Linked DNA regions of Homo sapiens: all the other regions are linked to region 1. Evidence: chromatin contacts called from ENCODE Hi-C or POLR2A ChIA-PET data. All regions are on one chromosome and are shown on one strand. Each heading gives the region's core, a stretch centred on a gene start or an enhancer-like site at or near the end of the contact. The rest is flanking DNA. Distances are from core to core; before and after follow the strand shown. Region 1 overlaps ENTPD1 (ectonucleoside triphosphate diphosphohydrolase 1). Region 2 overlaps ENTPD1-AS1 (ENTPD1 antisense RNA 1). Region 3 overlaps ENTPD1 (ectonucleoside triphosphate diphosphohydrolase 1).

Region 1 (4,954 bases), core at 635-3,134:
ACATTTCTCACTTTGGGTTATTGCTGTAGCTCAGAGCCTAGGGCAGGTCTAGTTCATAGTAATAATGTGTTCAATAAGTAATTATTGAGTGACCAACTGAAAAAATGAATGAGGCATAGTCCCCTCTCCAACAACTATAGAACTCCCAAACTGAAATGGTTCAAGCTATATCTAGAGGTAGCACATGAAGAGAGGACTACTGACATAACTGAGCTTTGTAGAGTATAGGGGGAGCATAGCTTCCAACTGAGCTTGATTTTGAAGGAGACAAAAAGACTTGGAGAATGAGGGGAATGGAATTACAAATGAAGGCGTCCCACACTGAGAAAAGTTCAGAGAATCCAAAATTCATTCATTCATTCATTCATTCATACAACATGGGATATACCAATGAACAAGCCAGAAAAAAGTCCCTGCCCTAAGGAGCTTACATTCTAGTAGTCATAATGTCAGGAATTCTCATCTTGGACCCAAACAGATCTGTTGGTTGGAATGGTAAAATGGGAAGGGCTGAAATTTCTGAAGGGCTTGGAGGTCTAGGTAGACCAGTGTAGCTTTCATCTGGCACACAGCAGGACATAGGTTCTTGATAAGGTAGAGTCTTAGGAACGTCAATTGTGGAAGATTTCTATAGCCACATGAAGGAGGGATTCTGATAGAGAAGATAATTAGGAAGTGTGGGAGTCACCAGAAAGGGCCATTGTAGAAGATCAGATATGAGGTAAGGGTGACTGGAATCAGGGGATGTGGATATCACTATAGAAGAAGGTGGGTCTAAGGGGCTTGGGATGAAATAACTGAGAGAGGATCTTCAAGCCCCTGAGTGTGAGAACAACCTACATATGTGTCCTCAAGAAGAGTTCCCTGATGGAGAAGAAGGAAGGTAGCAGGGGTGGTGTGGAGACTTTGACTCTGTGAGTTGGAGGAACGACAACGCCAGATTAGGACCAGTCTTCTGAGCTTCAGTGATTGTTCCATCATTAGGCTATGTAAACACAGGAAGGACCACAACATTCCTTGAATGTTTGCTCACCAATGCTTGTCCACATTTGCTGTTTTGTTCTCTATATGACAAGAAAAGTTTAGTCCAGATGTGACTCATAACAAATTGGAAACAATTTGAATCTAGTCAGTCACATTGGATCTGCAAAGCAAAACTTTTTTTTGCCTGAAATCCACCACATCTGTCAACACCCCAAATCTGTTTATTAATGGAGTAAAATTTTAAGCTGTTATATTTTTGTTATCACAGAGTAGCAATGCTGGGATTTCTCTATACAACAGAATTTTGACTATGGACAAAATTAAATAATTTGTTTGTTTGTTTTGGAGACAGGGTCTCACTCTGTTGCCCAGGCTAGAGTGCAGTGGTGTGATCTTGGCTCACTACAACCTCGGTGTCCTGGGCTCAAGCGATCCTCTCACCTCAGCCTCCCAAATAGCTGGGACTACAGGCATATGCCACCACGCCTGGCTAATTTTTGTATTTTTTTTGTAGAGACAGATTTTCACCATGTTACCCCCCAGTCTCAAACTCCTGGACTCAAGTGATCCGCCCACCTTTGCCTCCCAAAGTGCTGAGATTACAGGTGTGAGCCACTGCACCCTGCCGAGATTAAATAATTTTGATTTTCACCTTAGTATGATTATAACTGGACATCATGATGGCTGTTTCTATAAGAATCAAAAGAACCTTTGCTTCCTTTGATTCTTATAAAAGTCTTGAAGGTATTTTTCCTCTGACACAGCTAATTGGCTTGAAATCAGCCTGTGTTTTTTCAAAGCTTGGGTTTCCTTCAGTTTTATCTCTCTGTCAGGTGAAGAGTTGAAGTTAATATTACCTTGCTCTCTCACTTTAAGCTGAAAATTCCCCTCCCTTGTCACATCACATGAAAAGAAAAAAATGCAAAGGAAGTGGCCGTCTTAAATTCTCCAGTACAGTAAGCCAATTCAAAGGGAAAACAATGACAACACTTTGCCATTGGATATTTTGGTAAAATCATTTGTTGAAATTCTGTTTCGAAATACCATTTCACATTGTATGACAGAAACCACATTTCTGTTATCCACAAGGCAAATTAAGGGCTTTTCAGGGGGAAGACAATCAATGTGAATTTTCCATAATAGAGCTTGACTGTGGCAGTCATGGGATCTGAAAGCACTCTGGGGGTCTAAGAAGAAGGGGCAGTTACCTAAGTAATTCTCTTTTTATGAACACATCCAAGATATGTCAACCTGCACCCCACCTCTAGCACCTCTTCTTTGGCACCACTTCTGAGATGACTCTCCTGCTTCCTGGATGTGATCAGGGCTTTTGAAAACTGGCTGACATATAGTCCATGGAAGATAGCATTTTAATTACTGCTCTCTGGGTAATGTAGTCAGTTACATGAAAAACAAACTTAACCATTGTGGGTTCTTTTGGTAATAAAAACATTTGAAAAATCATGTATGAAAAATTCCTAAATTTTCTCTCTGACCTAAAAATCTTTTTCTTATTATATCTTTAATAAGAAATAAGAGTAGGATGAAAGGCTTGCATATATTCTGGTAACCTGGATATCATTGCAAAAGCTGGGAAAATGTGGAAAAGTGTACATCTAACTCCTCAATGACAAGAAGAAGTTAGTAAATTTTCTCGTTAGGAAAAGGAAGAAATAATTATAGTCACATCAAGTTGGTTCCCACCTCTGGGTTCTTGCAGTTTCTGTTCCTTCTTCCTCTTATGTTCTTACTCCCTCTCCAGGCTGGTGTTTTCTCCTCAAATGTCACCTTCAAGGTCTCGGCTCAAATGTCATCTTCTGAGAGAGGCTTTCTTGACCCTCAATCTGATACCTTTCCCTTCATTCCCAATTCTACCGCAAGTCACTCTATCAAGTTCCTTGGTTTGAATTTCTTCTTAGCACATATTGTGACCTGAAATCACCTATTTATGTGCTTCTTTTCTGGTTTATCTGTCTTGCTAACTAGATTGTAAATTCCAAAGAGCAGGGGCCTTATCAGTTTTTCTTTTTTTATTGTAGTAACTTGGATGCTAAGAATAGTGCCTGAAATGGCCATGGAAGGAAAATGAGATTGCAAGATTGTCATATTTACAAAAACAAAAGAAGTTAACAAGTAGACCTTGTTGAATAGCTTGAGGGAGTAAAACATTCAAAATTTTATTATGGTAGAAACATTGCTACAGTTTGTTTGTTGTTATATTTATAATTGGTTGTTTTATTTATAATTGCTTATCTAAAGGACATGCTGCTTAGGGCTGTGTTTGTCAACATCACAACGTTGGGAACCAAAGTGGGGTGCCCTTAGAGGGTTCTTTTCCAGATTCCAGAACACTGGCATCAAAGAGGACATCTCTCCCATACCAGTTTTATCCAGATGTTTTAGCTTCAAGTAGTTAAAATCCTGACTCTAATTGGGTCAAAGCATAAGTTTTATGGAAGGATGGGCTCAGCATTTGTTGATTTAGCAGCTTAAAATGCCATCAAGGACTCACGTTCTCTACATCTCTCTGCTCTGCCATCATTGAATGCCATCCCTTCCAGGCAGGACAATGTTTGAGGATGAAGAGAGAATGTTTTCTTTTTTCCCTAGACTTGCCCCAGAAGACTTCCTCCACGGTCACATGGGCCATAATTAGGTGGCATACCCATTATTAAACCAGTCACTGGTGAGGGAATGAAATTACACAGACAAGTCCATCCCTGAGCTTGGGGGAAAGGCAAGCATCTGAACAAAATGGAGTTTCTTTTGGGAAGGGAGAAGCAGGGAAGTGCTGTGTATTTCACCTGCTCTTCCTTGTTTGGAAGCAATAGATAATGATGTTGCTAAAACTTTTTCTCCTAAATTTTGTATTGTTTGGTCTGATGGGTAAAGACTGCCTCAAGATTCTGGGGATTGAGGTGGATTGGAGACCCATACCTTAATCCAAGCTTAGACTTGGATTAAGTTCAAGCTTCTGCTCAAGAGCTTCAGAGAGAGCTCCCATTTCAGTGCCCAGCCAGCTTCTACGTTTGGGAATAGTTTGGGGAGTTGAGAGAGGAGGAGGTTGAGTTGTCAAAATGGAGGGAATGGTGCAACCATTTCATTTCCTGTTCACTTCCTCTATGCAATCTGTTTACATCTGACCAAAGTAGCTTTTGCCTTTTTTTTTTTTTTTTTTTTTTGAGAGGGAGTTTCACTCTGTCTCCAGGCTAGAGCACAGTGGTGCAATCTTGGCTCACAGCAACCTCTGCCTCCTGGGTTCAAGTGATTCTCCTGCCTCAGCCTCCTGAGTAGCTGGGATGGCAGGTGCACGCCACCATGCCCATCTAATTTTTGTATTTTCAGTAGAGACGGGGTTTCACCATGTTGGCCAGGATAGTCTTGATCTGTTGACCTCGTGATCCACCTGCCTCAGCCTCCCAAAGTGCTGGGATTACAAGCGTGAGCCACGGCACCCGTTTTTGGTTATTATTTTTTTGAGATGGAGTCTTGTTCTGTCGCCCAGCCTGGAGTGCAGTGGTGCGATCTTGGCTCACCGAAACCTCTGCCTCCGGGGTTCAAGCGATTCTCCTGCCTCAGCCTCCCGAGTAGCTGGGATTACAGGTGCCCACCACCATGCCTGGCTAATTTTTGTATTTTTAGTAGAGATGGGGTTTCACCATATTGACCTGGCTGGTCTTGAACTGCTGGCCTTGAGATCCACCTGCCTCAGCCTCCCAAAGTGCTGGGACTACAGGTGTGAGCTGCCGTGTCCGGCCACTTTTGCCTTTTATATAATTCTACTATTGGAGCTTTTCTAATGTCCCATGACAGAATGAGACTAAAGACAAAATAAATAAGATAATATGAATTATGATCCAAAATGTTCAAGACTCCTCAGCCTCTATGCCATTACCAATTGCTTACTATGTAAGGGTGGTTTAAATGCAAGGGGTATGTATGTCAAGCCAGGAAATGTCATGGAATAGTG
Region 2 (4,954 bases), core at 1,493-3,992, 61 kb after region 1:
GTTTACATATCAATGGGAGTGATTAGGGATAGGGTTGAGAAAGATTATCCCATAGCTAAATCAATATTTACCTCTGACTTCTACCTCTGCAATTATTGGTACCAAGATTCCTGTCAAGTGAAGAAGGTGAGGAAGATAGATGAGATATTAGTAGAAAAGTTATGAGAGAAAAACTGAGTAGTCTCTAAAGAAATACCAAAATAACCCACACTAGGTTCAGGCAGGAGTTAACATCTAACCAGGTATATACAGAATAATGTCATAGATAACTGGAGAAAATATATTGTAAATCGGGGAAAGGCACATAATGACTTTCTCTATACACCTCTTTGTGTCCCTTCAACCTTTTCTCTCTTCTGTGGCCTTATTTTCTATTCCAGTTTTTCTATTCCAGCACTTCTCTTTTCCTGACTTTTCTTTTGATTTCTATACCTTTTTATATCCTTCCTTCTCTTGTTCTTTCCCTTTAGGGTGCCATGCTTTACTTTTCTCCTTGCCTTGCACTTCAATTTCTGAGGGCAGTGATCTGCTAATGCTCTCACCTCAGTGATACAGATTTAAAAACTACTGAATGATAGAAGAAAGGACTACTGGGTTGTGTATGTCAAAAATATTTTTTGTAGCACATCTATAAGGAATATTTTTAAGACCCTTGTCTAAAAATCATGGCCTTTACATTTATGTTTCTGATTTTTTTTTTTTTTTTTTTTTTTTGAGATGGAGTCTCTCACTCTGTTACCCAGGCCGGAGTGCAGTGGCGCAATCTTGGCTCACTGCAACTTCTGCCTCCCGGGTTCAAGTGACTCTCCTGCCTCAGCCTCCCAAGTAGCTGGGATTACGGGCGCCTGCCACCACGCCCAGCTAACTTTTGTATTTTTAGTAGAGACAGAGTTTTGCATTGTTGGCCAGGCTGGTCTCAAACTTCTGACCTCAGGTGATCCACCCGCCTTGGCCTTCCAAAGTGCTGGGATTACAGATGTGAGCCACTGCACCTGGCCTGTTTCTGATATTCTTTATGGTCAAGAATTAAACTATTTAAATGTAAGTTATATTTACTTCAATCCTAAGAAATAACTTAATGGGGTATTTTCAATTCATAGCAATCAGAAATAACCTCGGTTGTAAATTGAATCTATAGCGCAACAAATATTGAGTGATAATTTTATACCACTTTTGAATGTTTATACAAATGCCCTAATTTGAAAGAAGTTTGAGTGTTTCATTGAAATAAAATACCATTCCTTAGTGTAGAGAACAAAATGACTGACTTGTTTAAATACCAATCAGGATTTATGTTAACAGGAAGTGGGTGGTCCTGAAAAGATCTTGGTCTTTGTAAGAATGTTTCTTGGGGCTGGGCGTGGTGGCTCACGCCTGTAATCCCAGCACTTTGGGAGGCCGAGGTGGGCGGATCACGAGATCAGGAGATCCGAGACCATCCTGGCTAACATGGTGAAACCCAGTCTCTACTAAAAATACAAAAAATTAGCCGGGCGTGGTGGCGGGTGCCTGTAGTCCCAGCTACTCAGGAGGCTGAGGCAGGAGAATGGCGTGAACCCGGGAAGTGGAGTTTGCAGTGAGCCGAGATAGCGCCACTGCAGTCTGGCCTGGGCAAAAGAACGAGACTCTGTCTCAAAAAAAAAAAAAAAAAAAAAAAGAATGTTTCTTGGTCAAAGTCCAAGTCTTCTGATGGCATTTATTCTTGTGGCTCACTAGGTGGGTGGTAATAGTAAAATATTTGCCTTGGTCCAGTTCCATTGTTGAAAACAAAATTTCTTAACTCCATTTGTTTTTGAAATTTTTGAGAAAGTGGCAATCTTTGTCCACAACCTCTATTAACACATTTTTTCAAGGGCATTTTCTCTGAAAAATCACTGTTGGAATGATCATATAAAGGTCCCAGTGTATGATCTGATACTTCATCAGTACATTCTAAATCTTCCAAATTCATTTCATCATAAGAATAGTGTTGGTGGAAAGGTCTTTACCTTTACAAACCACTTCAACTGAAGTAATGAAAACCTTGTCCAGGTAACTGGTTCTGAAAATCCCCATGAGGTTGAGTACTCACAGCTATATGGAAGAGTTGTTTTTATCTCCAGCCTCTGTTAACAAAACCAAAATCTTTCATTGGAAGTGTTCCTGAAAGTTACTATAGGCCTGGTTATGAACAGTATGCATCTTTTGTCTACAAGCTTTGCTAACAAAATCAAAATCATCTCCAGGGTCTGGTTCATGGAGGTCACTGTGAGGCTGGTGATCATTAAATGGTCTTGGTTTTGTTCTAGGCACCCAGTTAATGATCTCCATCTCCTCTTGGGAGACATTGTAACACTGATGATTAGCAAAAAAAAAAAAAAAAATGAACATCTTGATCCTAGTCCCTTGCTAGCAAAATCCCAGTCTCTCAAGTGTCTCTTTTCTGCTATGCTATCACTACACTGGTATTCATCAAAATCCCTATGCCTTTGGACAGGTTCATTGTTGGCATAATCATAATTCTTTATCTGTACACCATTTTGAGGGTATTGATCATTAAGAAGCCTTGACTTTTTCCCAGACCCATGTGTGGCAGGGGAAATATGCTATAAATTACCAGTATTTTAACAATAAATAAAAGATAAATGCTATTGTATTAGCAATATCTCCCTTTACCCAATTCAGCAGGACACAAGATGACTTTGGTGTGATGTCTCCTAAATTGGGTTGTGCCTCATTTTCATTTCTCCTTTTTATCTACTTGTGAGCCCAAAACACCCTCCCACTGAAGCAGCCTCGTTGTCTGGGGTGACACCTGAGGTTTGCTGTCTGACGGCCACAGAGATCAAGGATGCAGACACACAAAGAGTGAGGTTAAGATCAGAAATTTAACAGGTGAAAGAATAGTTCTCTGCTACAGAGAGGGGTCTTCCAAGGACTCTTTTGCCCTCACTATCTGCCTAAATAATCTCTATCTCCTGTATCACTATCAGCTATCAGACTGTAACTATAAGCTTTAAAAATTCCAAACTTGTTTTGGTGTTAATAAATTTTTAGTAAAAACTGGTGAACACATTTCCCGGCATCTTTTCATTTAAAGGAATGTGTCATAACCAGGTCACTTTTACTGTAATTTGATGCATTAAAGAAGTAATCTTACAAATGTGGCTGATGACATGCTGGTTTATTGTACTGACTTCATGTCAGAAGAAACAATCAAAATATAACTTACTCCTAAAGACATTCAGCTGATAACATAAAATATTTATTATATAAATAACATATTTGGGCTGTTTCTTGTTCTTAGTTACTATAAATAAAGCTGCTATGAACATTCATATCAGATTTATGAGTGAACAAAATTTTCATTTCTCTGGGATAAATGCCCAAGAGTGAAACTGTTGGGTCATATGCTAAGTCTGTTTCTATTTTTATAAGGAACTGCTAAACTGTTTTATAACAAAAAACACTCCAACTTGAAATAGAGATAAAAAACAATAGATATCAGTTAGAATGAAAAAAGATAACTTTTAAAGACCTAGGATAAGATACTATAATTGACCACAAATTAGAACTGTGCTTCCTAGCAACAGGAACATAAAGGAAAGTTTCATTAAAAAACAAAACAAAACCCAACCTAAATAAAAATAACCCTCCAAGCCCCACAATATCACCGATTTCTGGCACTAACTTTTTTTTTTTTTTTTTTTTGAGACGGAGTCTTGCTCTATTGCCCAGGTTGGAGTGCAGTGGTGTGATCTCGGCTCACTGCAAGCTCCGCCTCCTGGGTTCACACCATTCTCCTGCCTCAGCCTCCCGAGTAGCTGGGACTACAAGTGCCCACCACCACGCCCGGCTAATTTTTTATATTTTTAGTAGAGACAGGGTTTCACCGTGTTAGCCAGGATGGTCTCAATCTCCTGACCTCGTGATCTGCCCTCCTTGGCCACCCAAAGTGTTGGGATTACAGGTGTGAGCCACCACGCCCGGCCTCTGGCACTAACTCCTAAGAGGGATTTTCCCAAGGATTTATAAGAAACAGGAATATAATAGTTATTTTCAATGTTGAAGATAAATGCTTCCTTGGAATGGGAGAGCAGAGATTGTGTGAGGGAAAGGAACTGTGTCAAGGCAATATGAAGTGCTGTGGGAAGTTGAGCTCTGTACACCCTTCCTGTATGTTATGTCCTGTGAGGCTAATGCCTAACAGTGCCTGGCATTGCTCAAGTGCTCCTTCTCCTGGGAAACAGAAAATTCAGAATTGTGTCTGTTCTAACTTGTATTAAATCAGTTCACAGTAGATAGTCTCAGTGTATTCAAAATAAGTTATATATGTGGCACATATACAACATATACACCATGGAATACTATGCAGCCATAAAAAATGATGAGTTCATGTCCTTTGTAGGGACATGGATGAAATTGGAAATCATCATTCTCAGTAAACTATCGCAAGGACAAAAAACCAAACACCGCATGTTCTCACTCATAGATGGGAATTGAACATTGAGAACACATGGACACAGGAAGGGGAACACCACACTCTGGGGACTGTTGTGGGGTGGGGGGAGGGGGGAGGGATAGCATTAGGAGATATACCTAATGCTAAATGACAAGTTAATGGGTGCAGCACACCAGCATGGCACATGTATACATATGTAACTAACCTGCACATTGTACACATGTACCCTAAAACTTAAAGTATAATAATAATAAAATAAAAAAATAAGTTATATATTTCATTTTTTTTCTCAAAAAATCAAACCAAAGACAAACACAAACTATTTCTTATATTTAAACTAGTACTGTGTATTGTGAAATTAGTTTTATAGAGAAAAATGCCATCAGAGTGCAAAAACTTTTCAAAGATAGGGAAGATTGCAAGATTTTTTTCTATTGTCTCTATCAGTTTATAAATACACACACACACACATTATATGTGAAAGTCATAGAAGAGATTCTAGTACCATTTGAT
Region 3 (4,954 bases), core at 1,579-4,078, 34 kb before region 1:
AAGGAAGAGAGAATTTTCCCCCTTGCCTTATTGATTTCATCCTGCATTAGTTCATCTCAGCTCTTCCTGTTGTTCCCCCAACCCCAACAGTTTTTCTATTCTTTTATCTATTTTTGAATTGATTCTCTAAAAGTTCTAAGGCTGCGTTTTCAGCTCCTGGTCATCTGGATAACTACTGGTTTCAGGATTCTTGGGGATAATGGGATGGAGGCATGGGAGGAGAATGTCTGGGTTAAAAAGATACTGAGCTAGAAGTAGAAGGCTTGGTTGAATTTTACACTCAGCAACATACAGGTTGGGCAAGTTGCTTTGCTCTTTAGCTTCAGCTTTTGCACACCTATAAAATGGAAGCGGTGTGTGTGTGTGTTTGTGTGTGTGTGTGTAGTGTATGTATCCGTTGTCTCCTAGGGAGTTTCTTTGAGGATCAAAAAAGAGAGTGGACAAAAATGAATTTTGTAAACTGTTTTTGAGAGCATCTAAATGTAGTTTTATGAGTAGCATTGTTACCATTGTCGCTGTTCTATTTGCTGAATCTTGTTTAATTTGGAAGCTCCCTAATTCACAGTGATTTGTATAGTGGGGTCATCACTCTGTAGGAGCTCTAAATGGAGACTTTGTCCATGATTTCCAAAAGGTCATCCACCCCAGAGTCACATGAGACTGGAAAGCAAATCTTTTTCATTAATTGGCTTCAAGTACTTTCAGCTTCAAATGGAGGTCTCTAAGGGTCCTTGGCTGGCACATCAAGGGGGCATTTCAAAGAAAGTGGCAAAATCTTGACTAAACTTCAGAGCAAACACGCACTCTTTTCTTTGCTACTCTCTTTCTAAAAAGAAAAACAAATTATACTGGTCTGGGTTGTGTGAGCATGTGTGTATCAGCTTGTTCTAATTCTCTTTTCCCAACCCCTTCTTTGCTTGTCCCATTTTCAAGATAGGATAACACCCAGGTTTTTATATTACCTTCTGTGTTAGGACTTTCTTAGGATTCCTAAAAATTTTGGCTAAGTAGCATTAGGCCTGCTCTATTTCACAGGTAGGCATAAAAAAAAAAAAAACAGTGTCCACTTCTTCAAGACAGTATCCAATTCTTCCTGGCATTTTGATGGTAGGAAAAATATTTGAATTTATTTTTAGGGCAAGTCACGTGGCAAAAAGAATAACAAGTATTTATGGTTGCCTGGGGAACTCAGCTTCTAGTTACTACTGATTATGGGAAAGAGGAACAAATTTTAAGATGAGGCAAAATTGGTGACCAAGAACTAGAATAGCAGGTGGCCTGGGAAGAGGTGGGGGTGAAAGCGGGTAGAAAATCTATGCAAAAATATAGGTTCCTAGTCATTTTTTTTCTTTTGTCTCTTTCGATTACTATATCCTGCCTTCCTGCAGGAGGAATGTAGTAAGATGCTTTGTATAATCAGGTGCTTTGCTTGTTCTTTTTTTTTTTTTTTTGATTGTAGAAAAGATCAGTGTAGCAATTTGACCATTTGCCAAATTACCCATAAGATAGGGTAGGCATTAAAAACCCAGGGACACTGAAGTCAGGAAATCCAGCTTCTTGTATCCTGGATCTTTCTTGGAACAGCCTGTCACATATGACATCTAATGATGTAGCACCAGCTGCTCACAAATACAAGTTCCTTAGAGTATATAGACATTATGGGGCCACTAAAAATGTCTTATATGGCTTGCTGCCAGCATTTTCAGCACTGTCTCTCACCAGCAGCCACTCTCTAACTGTTTGCCCTAGCCAAGCTCAGAGACATGGGGACTCCTATGAGCTCCATTGTCTTGTGTAGAGAATGGGGCTAACTGTAGAGTGTGAAGGCCTGGGGAGAAAAACTCAGGCTGTGTTTCCTAGTCACCCCAAGACCTTGTGGACCCAGGAAGTAGCAGTTCCAGAGACCAATTGCTATATGGCTTTCTGCATGCCCACTGCCTTTGTCTTGCTGTTGTCGCAGGAAACATCTGGTGTACATCCAGTGCACCCAGAGCCTTTTGGAAAACACCTATCGGCCTCAGTACTCTTTTCCCTCAGGCTGGCAGACAATGAGGAAGGAGGAGAGAGAGCTACCCATTGGAGGAGGAAGTAAAGCTGGAGGCTGGGGTAGTGGCAAGATATGAGCATTCAGGTCTACAAAGCTTCAAGTCTCTCATTACTTCACTCCATCAGGCCAGGACAATCATGGGGGTTTGGCAGGAGTGGCGTTGCAGGGAGTTTAGGCCTAAGGGAGTGTATGTGTGAGGCACAAAGTAATAAGGACTGGACTTTGTTACCTGAGGTGATGAGGGTGACAGGCCCACATGGATAAATTAGGAAACAGGCAACAGGTTCTATAGCTGCATATCAGAGACTCACAGAGTGGAAATCACTTTGATGAGGGCAGAGCAGCAGCCCAAATGACCGGATACCCACTGTGGAAGTCATCCCCTCATCACTTTTTCATTCCCAAGACTCAGCTCTTCTCTGACTCTGTTACTTTGTTGGCAACTCCCGTTGCAGTGTCTGGGCAATTTCTCTCAGTTGTTACAACTTGCATTCAAGGGCATCTCTTGTTCCAGGCCAACTCTATTGATCTCTGAAAAAATGGGAGGTAGAACAGTGTTCAAGCATTCAGATAAACCTACCTTCCAATCATAGTTCTGCTTCTTACTAGCTGTCCCACCTTAGGCAGGTAAGTTAACTTATCTGAATGTCAGTTTTCCCGCTTGTAAAATGCAGTTGGTATTAGTACTTAATTTAAAGCTTTGTTATGAGGATTAAATGAGATAATGCAAGTCCAGCCTATAGTTGACTTTGGCTTAAGCAGCAGTTGTTGGAACAATCTGTTGTGGCCAAGATCATAAGGTCTCAGGACACAAGGTTGGCCACAAAACCAACCCAGCAACTTATGAAGCAGAAACCATCTGTGGTAACTTTTCTCAGAAGGTGGCTATGTAAACTGGCCTCATTTGGCTGAAGGAAGTTGGGAGGTGGATAGGTGGGGGAAATAAAAGAAAAGAGAAGAGTTAAATGAGTGTCAATGTCTCCTAATAATTAAGAGCTTAGAATCCCTGGAGTCAGACAGGCTTGTCCTCAAATTCCAGCTCTGTGCTTACCATTTGTGTGACCACGAATATGTTATCAAACTTTTGGACCCCAGTTTTCTCAAGTGCAAAATAGGCTAATGATATCTATGGTGTTGTGATAATTTGATGAACAATGAGTATAAAGTGCTTAGCACAGTGCCTGCTACCCAGTAAGAACATAACAAATGGGGAAGAGGATGATTGTGAGGATGGCAAGCGTTTTTCTTGGCCTAGCATCCAGTGGTGCTGCTCTTGTTATCTAAGGAGGCAGGAAGGAGACAAGAGTGGGCACTTGGTAAAACTGGATGCAGGTGAAAGAGAGGTGTTTATCTGAGGGCCTCATATCTGAGCCTCACTTCTACCTCCTGACCCCTTATGTCCTCCCACCCTGCTACCCAGTGCTTGGGTGCTGCTTAAAGCACTTTGTTCCAAACTCCCTAGGGATGGTTTGCCCCTCCCCTTCCCATAATGACTCAAAACTTCTGTTCATTCTGTTCAGCTTTGCCACAGCCAGGTTTTGGTGAGAAGGACCACACAGCTTCCTTTGACTTTAAGGCCACCAGAGGTATTTCTTTTTAACTCCACCAAATTGGAAATTAGTGGAGCAATAAGCAATGGAGGATGGAGGGTACTTTGAGCACAGAGACTTCCATATTGCCCTGAAAAGGAGCCTGAAAGACAAGGTTGAAGGAGACGCAGGTTCAGTAGGGGAGGGAGAAGGAATGCATATCCCTAGCTTCCGTATTGCACTACCGTCCTTTGCCTGAGAAAGCGAACCCTGGTGTTAGAATCTGAGACTAATGTTGTTCCCCAAGGAGGAAGGCAGCTCAGGACTGGTTCCCACCAAGCCAAGTGCAGTCCTAGATTCTGGCTCCCTGTGCCCACTGTCAGCAGAGAAAGCACCAAATCTAGTGAGAAAAAGTTTCAGCATATCTTAAAATGACAGAAACCACCTTATCCAACCTAGACTTTTCTGCCATGGGAAAAAGATGAAACCTGGAAATCTGGGAAACTTAAAATTTTCAACACCATTTATAAATATAAAAAGCCTCTGGTTACTTGAGTGTTGCACATTTAGATATTTGATTTTGTATGTTGATTACAAATGGAGTTGTGGCCTTGCAAACCATCACAATCATCATTATAATCATTGAATTTATGGTTCATATGGCAGTTTCTTATACATTATTCAATTTACTTTAATCCTCTTAACTCTGTCAAGTAGGTATTACCATTAATCCTCATTTTACAGCTGAGGAAACAAGGTAGAAAAGGTGACTTACTCAAGATCCCAGAGCTAGTAACCTCGAGGTTTTGTTTTGCTCTTTGGTTTTGTTTTCAATTTAGGTAATGAGCTACCAACATTAGAATGATGCATAGAAAGGTGCTGGGCCATGGTCTTTGCATCTTCCAATAAAGCATAATAAGATATATTAATTTCCAGGAAAAGAGTTGAGGGAGAAAAAAGGGGGAATATGATTTATTGATACAACTTTTAGGGAAATTTGATCAGCGTAGTATTCCAAGCTTTATTTTGATCATTTTCAAACCAAAGTTTAATCTGTTAAAATAGACATGCTTCTTTTACTCTGTGTAAACATGAAGCTCCACATATTACAAGAGGGCTTGGAAGGATGGGCCTACTAATTGGTACAGAGCAACAAAGTCTATTTTTTATTTAAAGATATAGGTGTTTTAGGAAGGAGAGGGGATGTTAAAGATAGTATTTGGCTGTATGAAAATATAGAAGTATGAGACTGGCAGCTCTGTAGAGGGCTTTGGGTGAGAGAATACAAAGGAGAGAAAATGAGAAAGACATTGTTGTATGAATATAAGATAAACCACCCCAGTTAAGTGCAGGCTCTGGATGAAGTATTTCTATTACA

The links. Hi-C counts contacts between places; a loop is a spot of excess contacts on that map. ChIA-PET counts read pairs that join two places held with the same protein, here RNA polymerase II (POLR2A). Pooled maps may share reads with other maps.
Region 2: a loop to region 1 is called in a pooled map, with 2.3 times the contacts of the local background. The contact joins two enhancer-like sites. A Hi-C loop is called at or near these places in 1 of 50 pooled maps. POLR2A ChIA-PET finds 5 or more read pairs at or near these places in 2 of 52 experiments (activated CD4-positive, alpha-beta T cell and activated CD8-positive, alpha-beta memory T cell).
Region 3: a map with no recorded cell type shows a loop between it and region 1 (5-fold over the local background). The contact joins two enhancer-like sites. A Hi-C loop is called at or near these places in 12 of 168 maps with a recorded cell type or tissue (B cell, GM12878, GM13977 and 7 more), 37 of 37 single-sample maps with no recorded cell type and 17 of 50 pooled maps. POLR2A ChIA-PET finds 5 or more read pairs at or near these places in 9 of 52 experiments (B cell, GM10248, GM12878 and 6 more).

The regions. Positions count from the first base shown.
Region 1 is chr10:95,817,853-95,822,806 of GRCh38, forward strand. All of the region lies in intron 1 of ENTPD1 (ectonucleoside triphosphate diphosphohydrolase 1), which reads left to right. The region is part of intron 4 of ENTPD1-AS1 (ENTPD1 antisense RNA 1); the gene reads right to left. Among named protein-coding and RNA genes, the nearest start is that of ENTPD1, 64 kb to the left of the region's middle. RefSeq lists an enhancer at 2,751-2,800. Within about 2 kb of position 1,885, at least 4 of the 41 ENCODE cell types and tissues checked have a DNase peak (open chromatin) inside an H3K27ac peak, as active enhancers do; they include B cell and GM12878, where a contact is called at or near this core.
Region 2 is chr10:95,878,154-95,883,107 of GRCh38, forward strand. The region is part of intron 2 of ENTPD1-AS1 (ENTPD1 antisense RNA 1); the gene reads right to left. Among named protein-coding and RNA genes, the nearest start is that of CC2D2B, 27 kb to the right of the region's middle. Within about 2 kb of position 2,743, at least 2 of the 41 ENCODE cell types and tissues checked have a DNase peak (open chromatin) inside an H3K27ac peak, as active enhancers do.
Region 3 is chr10:95,782,668-95,787,621 of GRCh38, forward strand. All of the region lies in intron 1 of ENTPD1 (ectonucleoside triphosphate diphosphohydrolase 1), which reads left to right. It overlaps ENTPD1-AS1 (ENTPD1 antisense RNA 1), which reads right to left. Exons shown (of 6, transcript NR_038444.1): 5 at 2,359-2,578. Among named protein-coding and RNA genes, the nearest start is that of ENTPD1, 29 kb to the left of the region's middle. RefSeq lists a silencer at 2,793-2,872. Within about 2 kb of position 2,829, at least 2 of the 41 ENCODE cell types and tissues checked have a DNase peak (open chromatin) inside an H3K27ac peak, as active enhancers do; they include B cell and GM12878, where a contact is called at or near this core.